3 separate regions of the Homo sapiens genome follow, and all the other regions are linked to region 1. A link is a contact called in ENCODE Hi-C or POLR2A ChIA-PET data. All regions are on one chromosome and are shown on one strand. Each heading gives the region's core, a stretch centred on a gene start or an enhancer-like site at or near the end of the contact. The rest is flanking DNA. Distances are from core to core; before and after follow the strand shown. Region 1 has its middle 37 kb from the start of EPC1-AS1. Region 2 overlaps NRP1 (neuropilin 1). Region 3 holds the start of ITGB1 (integrin subunit beta 1).

Evidence for each region. Hi-C counts contacts between places; a loop is a spot of excess contacts on that map. ChIA-PET counts read pairs that join two places held with the same protein, here RNA polymerase II (POLR2A). Pooled maps may share reads with other maps.
Region 2: a loop to region 1 is called in a pooled map, with 3 times the contacts of the local background. The contact joins two enhancer-like sites. A Hi-C loop is called at or near these places in 1 of 168 maps with a recorded cell type or tissue (naive thymus-derived CD4-positive, alpha-beta T cell) and 7 of 50 pooled maps. POLR2A ChIA-PET finds 5 or more read pairs at or near these places in 1 of 52 experiments (PC-3).
Region 3: a map of CD4-positive, alpha-beta T cell shows a loop between it and region 1 (1.9-fold over the local background). The contact joins the promoter of ITGB1 here to the enhancer-like site in region 1. A Hi-C loop is called at or near these places in 14 of 168 maps with a recorded cell type or tissue (B cell, CD4-positive, alpha-beta T cell, CD4-positive, alpha-beta memory T cell and 8 more), 32 of 37 single-sample maps with no recorded cell type and 31 of 50 pooled maps. POLR2A ChIA-PET finds 5 or more read pairs at or near these places in 8 of 52 experiments (CD4-positive, alpha-beta T cell, MCF 10A, OCI-LY7 and 3 more).

Annotation. Positions count from the first base shown.
Region 1 is chr10:32,383,054-32,385,676 of GRCh38, forward strand. No RefSeq gene overlaps it. Among named protein-coding and RNA genes, the nearest start is that of EPC1-AS1, 37 kb to the left of the region's middle. Within about 2 kb of position 1,343, at least 3 of the 41 ENCODE cell types and tissues checked have a DNase peak (open chromatin) inside an H3K27ac peak, as active enhancers do; they include PC-3, where a contact is called at or near this core.
Region 2 is chr10:33,247,513-33,250,135 of GRCh38, forward strand. The region is part of intron 6 of NRP1 (neuropilin 1); the gene reads right to left. Among named protein-coding and RNA genes, the nearest start is that of NRP1, 86 kb to the right of the region's middle. Within about 2 kb of position 1,284, at least 6 of the 41 ENCODE cell types and tissues checked have a DNase peak (open chromatin) inside an H3K27ac peak, as active enhancers do; they include PC-3, where a contact is called at or near this core.
Region 3 is chr10:32,956,925-32,959,547 of GRCh38, forward strand. It overlaps ITGB1 (integrin subunit beta 1), which reads right to left and starts at 1,306. Exons shown (of 16, transcript NM_002211.4): 1 at 1,221-1,306. RefSeq lists silencers at 4-165, 559-1,008, 1,079-1,658 and an enhancer at 1,829-1,878.

The DNA of each region.
Region 1 (2,623 bases), core at 93-2,592:
AGCAGTTAGGTCAAATCAATGATGTATAATCCCTTGAATGAGCTTTGATATTAATAGGAATCTCCAAACAAATCAAATCGTGAACTAATTAGGTAGTGTAGTTTGTAAAATCTTTACCTCACAGAACTGGAGGTGGAGATAGATCTGTTTTGGAATTCAGATTAATTTTCTGAGTTAAAAAAAATAACATCATGCAGCACGCTATAATCAAAGGCCGTAATATTTTTGTGCTAAATATTACAATCACATTAAATGGAGTAAAGACTATAAGAATCCCCACATCAGTTTGGGTCAGCTTTTTTTATTATTATTTTTTAAGACAGAGTCTCACTCTGTCACCCAAGCTGGAGTACAGTGGCACGATCACCACTCACAGTAGGCTCGACCTCCCAGGCTCAGGTGATCCTCTCACCTCAGCCTCCCGAGTAGCTTGGACTACAGGTGTGCCAGCACGCCTTGTTAATTTTTGTATTTTTTGTAAAGATGAGGTTTCCGCCTGTTGCCTGGGCTGGTCTTGAACTCTTGGGCTTAAGCGATCTGCCCACCTTGGCCTCAGAAAGTGCTAGGATTACAGGCGTGAGTCACCGCACCTGGCATCAGGTCAGCTTTTGCCACCTAAGAGGATGCTGCAATTCGCAAAAAAAGCTTTCAGTTTTCAAAAGTTTTGGGAATTCATAACTGTGGATATGAAATTGTGGAGCTATAGATTTTGTGTCATTCAGATAGTTAAAATTTTATTCTTTGTTTAAATCAGAACTCACAATCCTAATGATTAGAAACAGTTACCATTTGGAAATAGTCAGATTTCCATTTGTGGGCCCTAATAAATGAACGCATACAATATTATTAAATTTTGTGCAGCCTTGTGCAAATGCTATAAATTTTACTCTTTATGATTTCCCTATATTTTTCCTCTTAAGAATAGTGAAAAGTTTTACATTTTTTTGCAATCAAATTTTAAAGCAGTACTTCATCAGACTTTTTATTTCCAAATGTTTGAATGTCTTTAGCCAAGATCTTAAGAGTCTTTATTTCAGAACTCATTACCTGTTGTGGCACGATTTTAGATTGCTTTGATCCATTGCAATCTAAAATCATGCAACATGGCATTTTCAAGAAAGGTCATTCACGTGAGTAGTTTGTGGCCGCTGGTGTGGCGGAGACTACTCATTAACTAACCAACATCCCTCCTCCCTTTCTTATTCATAAAATCCCATTTCATTTTGGGTGTGCCACCCAAAACTGTTTTGCATGACACTGTTTTAACCAGTGAGATGTAAGCAGAAGCCATTGGTTGGGCTTCCAAGAAAGCATTTATAGGGGGCTGACTCAGTGGCTGCTGCCTTGTGCTTCTTACCTTTGCCCTTCTTCAGGCTTGGAGGATGGTCACCACACCTGGGTGGAGTCCGGTGTTCCATTGTGTCAACCAAAGGGAGCTCTTTAGTGCTAAGGGTAGCTGAACAGAAAGAAGAAAGCTGGGTTCTGTGGAGCTTTCACACCAGCCACTGAGGTCCTGCCTCTAGACCTGCTTTTTACACGAGAGAAAAAGAAAACAGCTACTTCGTTTAAACCTTTGTTATTTATTTTATTTTATTTTATTCTATTCTATTTTATTTTATTTTTGAGACAGAGTCTCCCTCTATCACCTAGGCTGGAGTGCAATGGTGCGATCTTGGCTCCCTTCAACCTCCACCTCCCTGGTTTAAGTAGTTCTCGTACTTCAGTCTCCCGAGTAGCTGGGATTACAGGTGCACTCCACCAGGCCCAGCTAATTTTTTTCTTGTATTTTTAGTAGAGACAGGGTTTCATCATGTTGGTCAGGCTGGTCTCAAACTCCTGGCCTCAAGTGATCCACCCGCCTTGGCCTCCCAAAGTGCTAGGATTACAGGCATGAGTCACTGCACCCAGCCTATTGATTCAGGGGGCACGTGTCCATGTTTGTTACATGGCCATATTGCATAATAATGGAGATTGGGCTTCTAGTGTACCCATCGCCCAAACAGTGAACATTGTACCCAGTAGGTAGTTTTTCAACCCTCACCCATATCCCAGCCTCCAGTCTTTTGGAGTTCCCAGTGTCTATTATGCCTATCTTTTAAAGTCCATACATATCCATTGTTTAGCTCCACTTGTAAGTGAGAATACGCAGTATTTGATTTTCTGAGTTCGTTCACTTAGGATAATGGCCTCCAGCTCCATCCATGTTGCTGCAAAGGACATGATTTTGTCTTTTTTATGGCTGCATAGTACTCCATGTAAATCTTTCTTTTACGGGCCTATTCACAACTAAATGCAATTTCTAATAAAATTAGTGTGAGTAATCTTCAAAGTATTTTATTTGTAAAAATCAGCTACTTTTAAGCTGCTGTGTAGTATCAGACTGAAAGCAAGGACAAGGGGCCTTTTTGGGTTGCAAGAAATCTTCTGTCTTTATCTGGGTTGCAGTTACATATACATGAAATATGTATGTATGTATCACATATGTACACATATCACATATATAAAAAGATTGAACTGTACATCAAGATTAGTACACCAAATATATTTTATTATATGTATGTTATCCCTTAATTAAAGCTATTTTTTATTATTTTATTTATTTATTTTTTATTTATTTTTGAGG
Region 2 (2,623 bases), core at 34-2,533, 860 kb after region 1:
GGAAGGACCCTGGGGCCGAGGGTGGCAAACCTGACTGTGTCTGACAGCCTCGTCTGTGGCCCATTAGGCCTGATGCCAGGATTAGTTATGTTTCTCCGAATAGCTGGCATGAGAGTATCTCTCCAGCATACCTCAGTCGCAAGAGCATGCAGTGAAAAACATAATCAGAGTGGCCAGAGAGCTTTGCAAGCCTCACCTGCACCCTGGCTGGGTGTCACATCCAGAGGCAAGTGGCAATGCACGCGCTGGCCACGGTTTGACTTCTCCTTCTGTGCCTGCTGTCTTGCTTCCTGAGTCTGAGGAAGGATATCCACGTCCATTGTGTAAGACCGTGATTTCTCACAAGTTATATCTTTCTCCGGAGTCAGGACTTTGGTGAACCATTTAACCCCACTGGGCCTCAGTTTTCTCATGTGAAGATGGGGGTAAAAATCTCTGGTCAACTGACCTCACTTTGTAAGACTAAAATAGGACGTATATAAAAAGTGCTTTTGGCCAGGCGTGGTGGCTCATGTCTGTAATCCCAGCACTTTGGGAGGCTGAGGCAAGCAGATCACTTGAGGCCATGAGTTCAAGACCAGCCTGGCCAACATGGGATGACACGCCATCTCTACTAAAAATACAAAAATTACCTGGGCTTGGTGGCACACGCCTGTAATCCCAGCTACTCAGGAGGCTGAGGCAGGAGAATCGCTTGAACCCAGGAGGTGGAGGTTGCAGCGAGCCAAGATCGTGCCACTGCACTCCAGCCTGGGCAACAGAGCGAGACTCTGTCTCAAGAAAAAAGTGCTTTTATAAGGGAAGAGCGCTATGGAAACATAAGATTTCGTTGTTAGAGTATGTGTCACAATTAATTTAAAAATCTTTCAAGCAACCCTAAAGGCCATTTAGATTGGACCAGTTTCTCATGTTGAACTTAGAAGAAGGGCATTTACTTTCTTTTGACACTATTGTCTCAAAGGACTAAACATGACTGTGTGTGTTTCAATTCCATTCAGCCCATCTCCCTACCACACTAAGGGCTTTCATTAATGGTCCTTCAGAGAGAAAATGGGGAAGACGTTAATATTATTTGAGAAATACATATAAGGCAAAAGGAAAACATGAAAACAAGCTTCTTCAGCAGGTTGGCTCCAGTCCTTCTCTTCTGGAACTTTCCTTCTTCTCATACCTGAGAATTAATATCTGCACTAGAAAATGGAGTGGAGAAAGAAGAGGCTCTTGCCTCAAGGGTTTGCTGATGTGGTCTTATAGGTACAGACTGTCTTCCTTTAGGTTTCCTTCTGTGTGACTAATCCACAAGAGGGCTGATTTACCAACCCAAACAGGATGTGGTTTAGAAGTCAACCATTCTCTGCTCCTCCAGAATAAGTGAAGGCATAAATACTCTAGTACCACAATTTTTTTCCACAAGAGAAAAAGTCCCCAAATTTGGAGAAGAGTAGTTTCAGCCCGAGTTGGTTTGTCAAGTAATTTAATTTCAAAAGTCACTAGGGAGTGTGGTAATCCTGGTGCTATTTTTGTTTCTTTGAACAACAAAGTTCATATCCCACCCAGGTATTATGTCTCTTGTTTTTTTTTTTTTTTTTTTTTTTTGTCTCCTGGCATTTTAATCAGAGAAAAGTCACAGTTATTTTGAGGAAAGCACTCCCAAGAGCTTTAATTAAAGCTGGAAGGATAAATCTGTTTACAGTGTGGTGAACACTATCATTAATAAAACATTGAAATAATTAACGAATTAAATTCTGCTTTGCGTGTCAATGGCTACGTTCAGGATCTTTGAGAACGTCTCCCTAGAAGATGCAGTACACTGTGTACTTAGTTTGCGGAAATGAAAAGGAAAAACTGAAACTGCATTTCTCTGAGATTCATAGATCACAGATTGAGAGAGCCTGAATGGAGTGAAGGCTACGTTATTTTTATTTTATAGGAAAAGAAACTCAGTTTCAATGAGCTTAATGGCCTGGGTTCTAATGATGTGCTTGAAGAGGAAGATTTTGATCGCACCACTGATACACGGAGTCTGTATTTTGCATCCTAGAATGATTAACCAGAAACAAAGAAAGGAAAAAGGTAAAATTAATAATAAGATCAGCAGCTCTGGGACACAGAATAAAGAATGGAATAATCTGGAAAAAAAGGCAGGGCAGGCAAATTTCATAGTGTGATTAACTCTGCCACTGACAATGAGGAAATTTTAGTAGCTCAGGATATGAAGTGGCTTTTTGAGCAGGATATGGCTGTGTGCAAACCTTCACATTGGGACTTCCTTCACGCTCCTTCTCACTAACAGGCTCCTTGACTTGTTTTTAAGCTTTCTGGCAGACAACGGATCTCACAGGAAGCTCCAATGTGGACGTTCATATCGACAGTTAATGATGCATTGTTTTTTTTTTTAATGCCACTCAGTAATTTCCTAGGGAAAACAATGGGAACCGAAGCTTGTTCCTGTCTTGATGGAAAGTCAGCTTCCAATATCGCCTTATTAATTTAACACATGCAAGTATTTGTGTACTTGTTGTTGCTACAGCAACTTGTTTTGTGAGGGCATATTTCATGCAAAATGTGAAAAAGCTGAAAAAGAAAACAAATGTCATCTGCATACTTATGTGCATATAAATAG
Region 3 (2,623 bases), core at 56-2,555, 570 kb after region 1:
GGAAGGTTACTTGTGGTTTAAACGCGGACTCTGGAACTAGACCCCATGCCTTCTCCAGGAGCTCCTGATGACCACAGGCAACTTACTTTTGCTCCCTGTGCCTCAGTTTCTTCACTCGGAAAATGGGAATCGAAACAGTACCAATCTCATTAGAGCGGTTCCAGAATTAAATAATACATGTAAAATGCCTAGAGCTAAACTTGGCCCTCACTGTCATTATTATAAAAATGAATTATTAATGTAGATATTACTGTTCCTATTTCACAGATGAGGAAACGGAAGCTTAGAGAATGCAACTTACTAATGATCATACCAATGAGTGCAAAGTTTTGGACTCAAAAGCACGAATTTGATTAAATAAAAGTTACTTAGAGAGTAGGAGTCTCATAAATCCAATTTATGAAGCCTAAGAAATGACACGCGGTAAAATGATACTAGACACAGGCCGGGCTCTCAGGCTCGCGGACCGGGTCTGAGCACAAGCTGGCCATGGCCATGCGTCCTGGTCCCGGGGTGCCCGGCAGGGACCGGCGACTCTTGACGTTTATAAACACGGGGAAGTGGACTGCACTGCCGCCACCGCACCCCCGGTCCCCAGCGGCTCCACTAAGCCAACTTCTACCCGGCTCCCGCCGCCCCCGCCCGCGGCGCTGGCCCCAGGGCCGCCTCCTGGCAGCCGGAGGAGACCAGTCCCCGTCGCGGGCGCCGACGGCTGGCTCGACGCTGCTCCAAGGACAGCAGCTCGCGAGGGAGCGAGAGACAAAGGCACCGGACCCGTCCAGGGGAGCGCCGAGTCCCAAACGCCGAGCCCCGGGTGGCCTCGCTGGCTCCCACCTGCGCTTGCCCAGCCCGGCGGGAGACCGCAGGTGTCAGGGGCCGTTCGGGCCCGGTCCCCCGCAGCTCCGGCAGCCCCGACGTGACAGCGCCCAGGCCGGCGACCCTCACGTTCGGAACGCGGCTGGGCTGGCTCTGCGCCCGGGGGCTGCCAGCGCCGGGGACCCGAGGCGGGTGGCGGCGTGCGGACTTCCTCCTGGACTAGCCTGGAATCCTGCCCCAGCCCCCAACCGCTGGCGGCCGCCCCCGCCCCCGCCCCCGCCCCCACCCCCACGCCCGGCACAAAGGTCCCGGCGCGGCCCGGCCGGCGGCTTTAAGTGCTGCCGCGCACAGGAGACCGGAGGCCGCGGCCCGCGCTCCCACACCCGAGGCCCGCCGGCCCCTACCTTTTCCGCGCGGCGTCCGGGGCCCGGCGCGGTGGGCTCGGGCCTGCTGTTCCGCGACTCCCGCTGGGCCTCTCCCGCGGGCTGGCGGGGCCTCCCGGGTGTCGGGCGCGGCGGGTGGCGGCGGCTCCTCCTCCTCAGGGGCGGGAGGAGGGGACTCGGCGGCCCAGAGCCGCCCCCCGGCAGGAAACCAGCCGCGGCCCCGCCTCCTCTGCGCGTCTGATCCCGCTCCCGAGGCCGCCGCCGCCCTCTCCCTCCGGAAACGCATTCCTCTCCCGCCGCGTCAGCCCGGCCCGGGGCTAGGAGGAGGCGGAGGATGGGGCAGGAAGTGCGACCGGGACAAAGGAACCGGCTGCGCGGGAGCGCGCCTGAGGGAGGCCGCGGGGGGCAGGGCCGGGACTGCGTTGAGACAGTCGCCGTGCCTCAGTTTCCTCCTCTGCGAAGGGCGGGAGGAGTCGGACGCGCCCTAGAGCCCCGCGCGTTCCTGGTGTAGCCTGCTGGGCCCGTGTTCTTTAAGTTCCTCTTCCTCGGAGCCGCGCGTTCGACCCTCGCTCCCGTTTGTCCACTGATGTCCCGTTTCGAGCCCGGGAGATCCTGCATCTCGGAAGCCCCCTGAGTCCCGAGGCAAATCGGGACCGTGAGCCCCCCTACCCTGCAGGGCTCCATGGGGCCAAAAACCACGTGGTCCTTCTGGAAGGGAACTGGCTAAGCCAGGACTGCTTTTCTGGAGTGATAATGTGCTTGCCTGTGTCTAAGAGAAAGGTGAAGAATTGGGAAACCCATGGGTGTCACGAAGGGTGGTGAGACTGGGGAACGTTTTAGAAAACCTGGTGAGTTGCGTCCTGCTTTTGATAGATTTATCTGGAGGTACCTTTATGGGGAACAGGGATGAGAAGGAAAAGTTTCTTCCTAAGGAGTACAGTTTCTGTTTCACCTCTTAAAAAAAAAAAATTTGGAGATTGGGGCTGGAAACAACGTTTGAAAGAGAAGGAAACATTCATTATGAGAATGGCTGAACGCATGTCGATTCGATGATTGAAGTCTGTACCAGCCAAAATCATACTGAAACCCAGTAATTTAGTATATGCTACTGGCAAGCTGCTATCCTGGTAGCAGAAAATGCTGTGGGTTCCGCTTGGTGAGCTGCAGCACCCTGTTGGGAAAAGAGCTCAAAAATTACCAGATTTATGAAATAGAAGTGTTTCTCTTGCAGGAGATTAGGGACTGGAATGCCCATTTGGCTGCTGCCAATCAATATAAGAGAAAATGAAGCGATCACATCTAAGAAAATTTGCTCATTACTTACCAGCAAAATCAAAACTTGATTAGCCAATCTGAAGACCTCTAGGAAATGAGCACTATTTTTCCCACTTAATGGATGTTCAAGCTTAAGAGGCTAAATGATG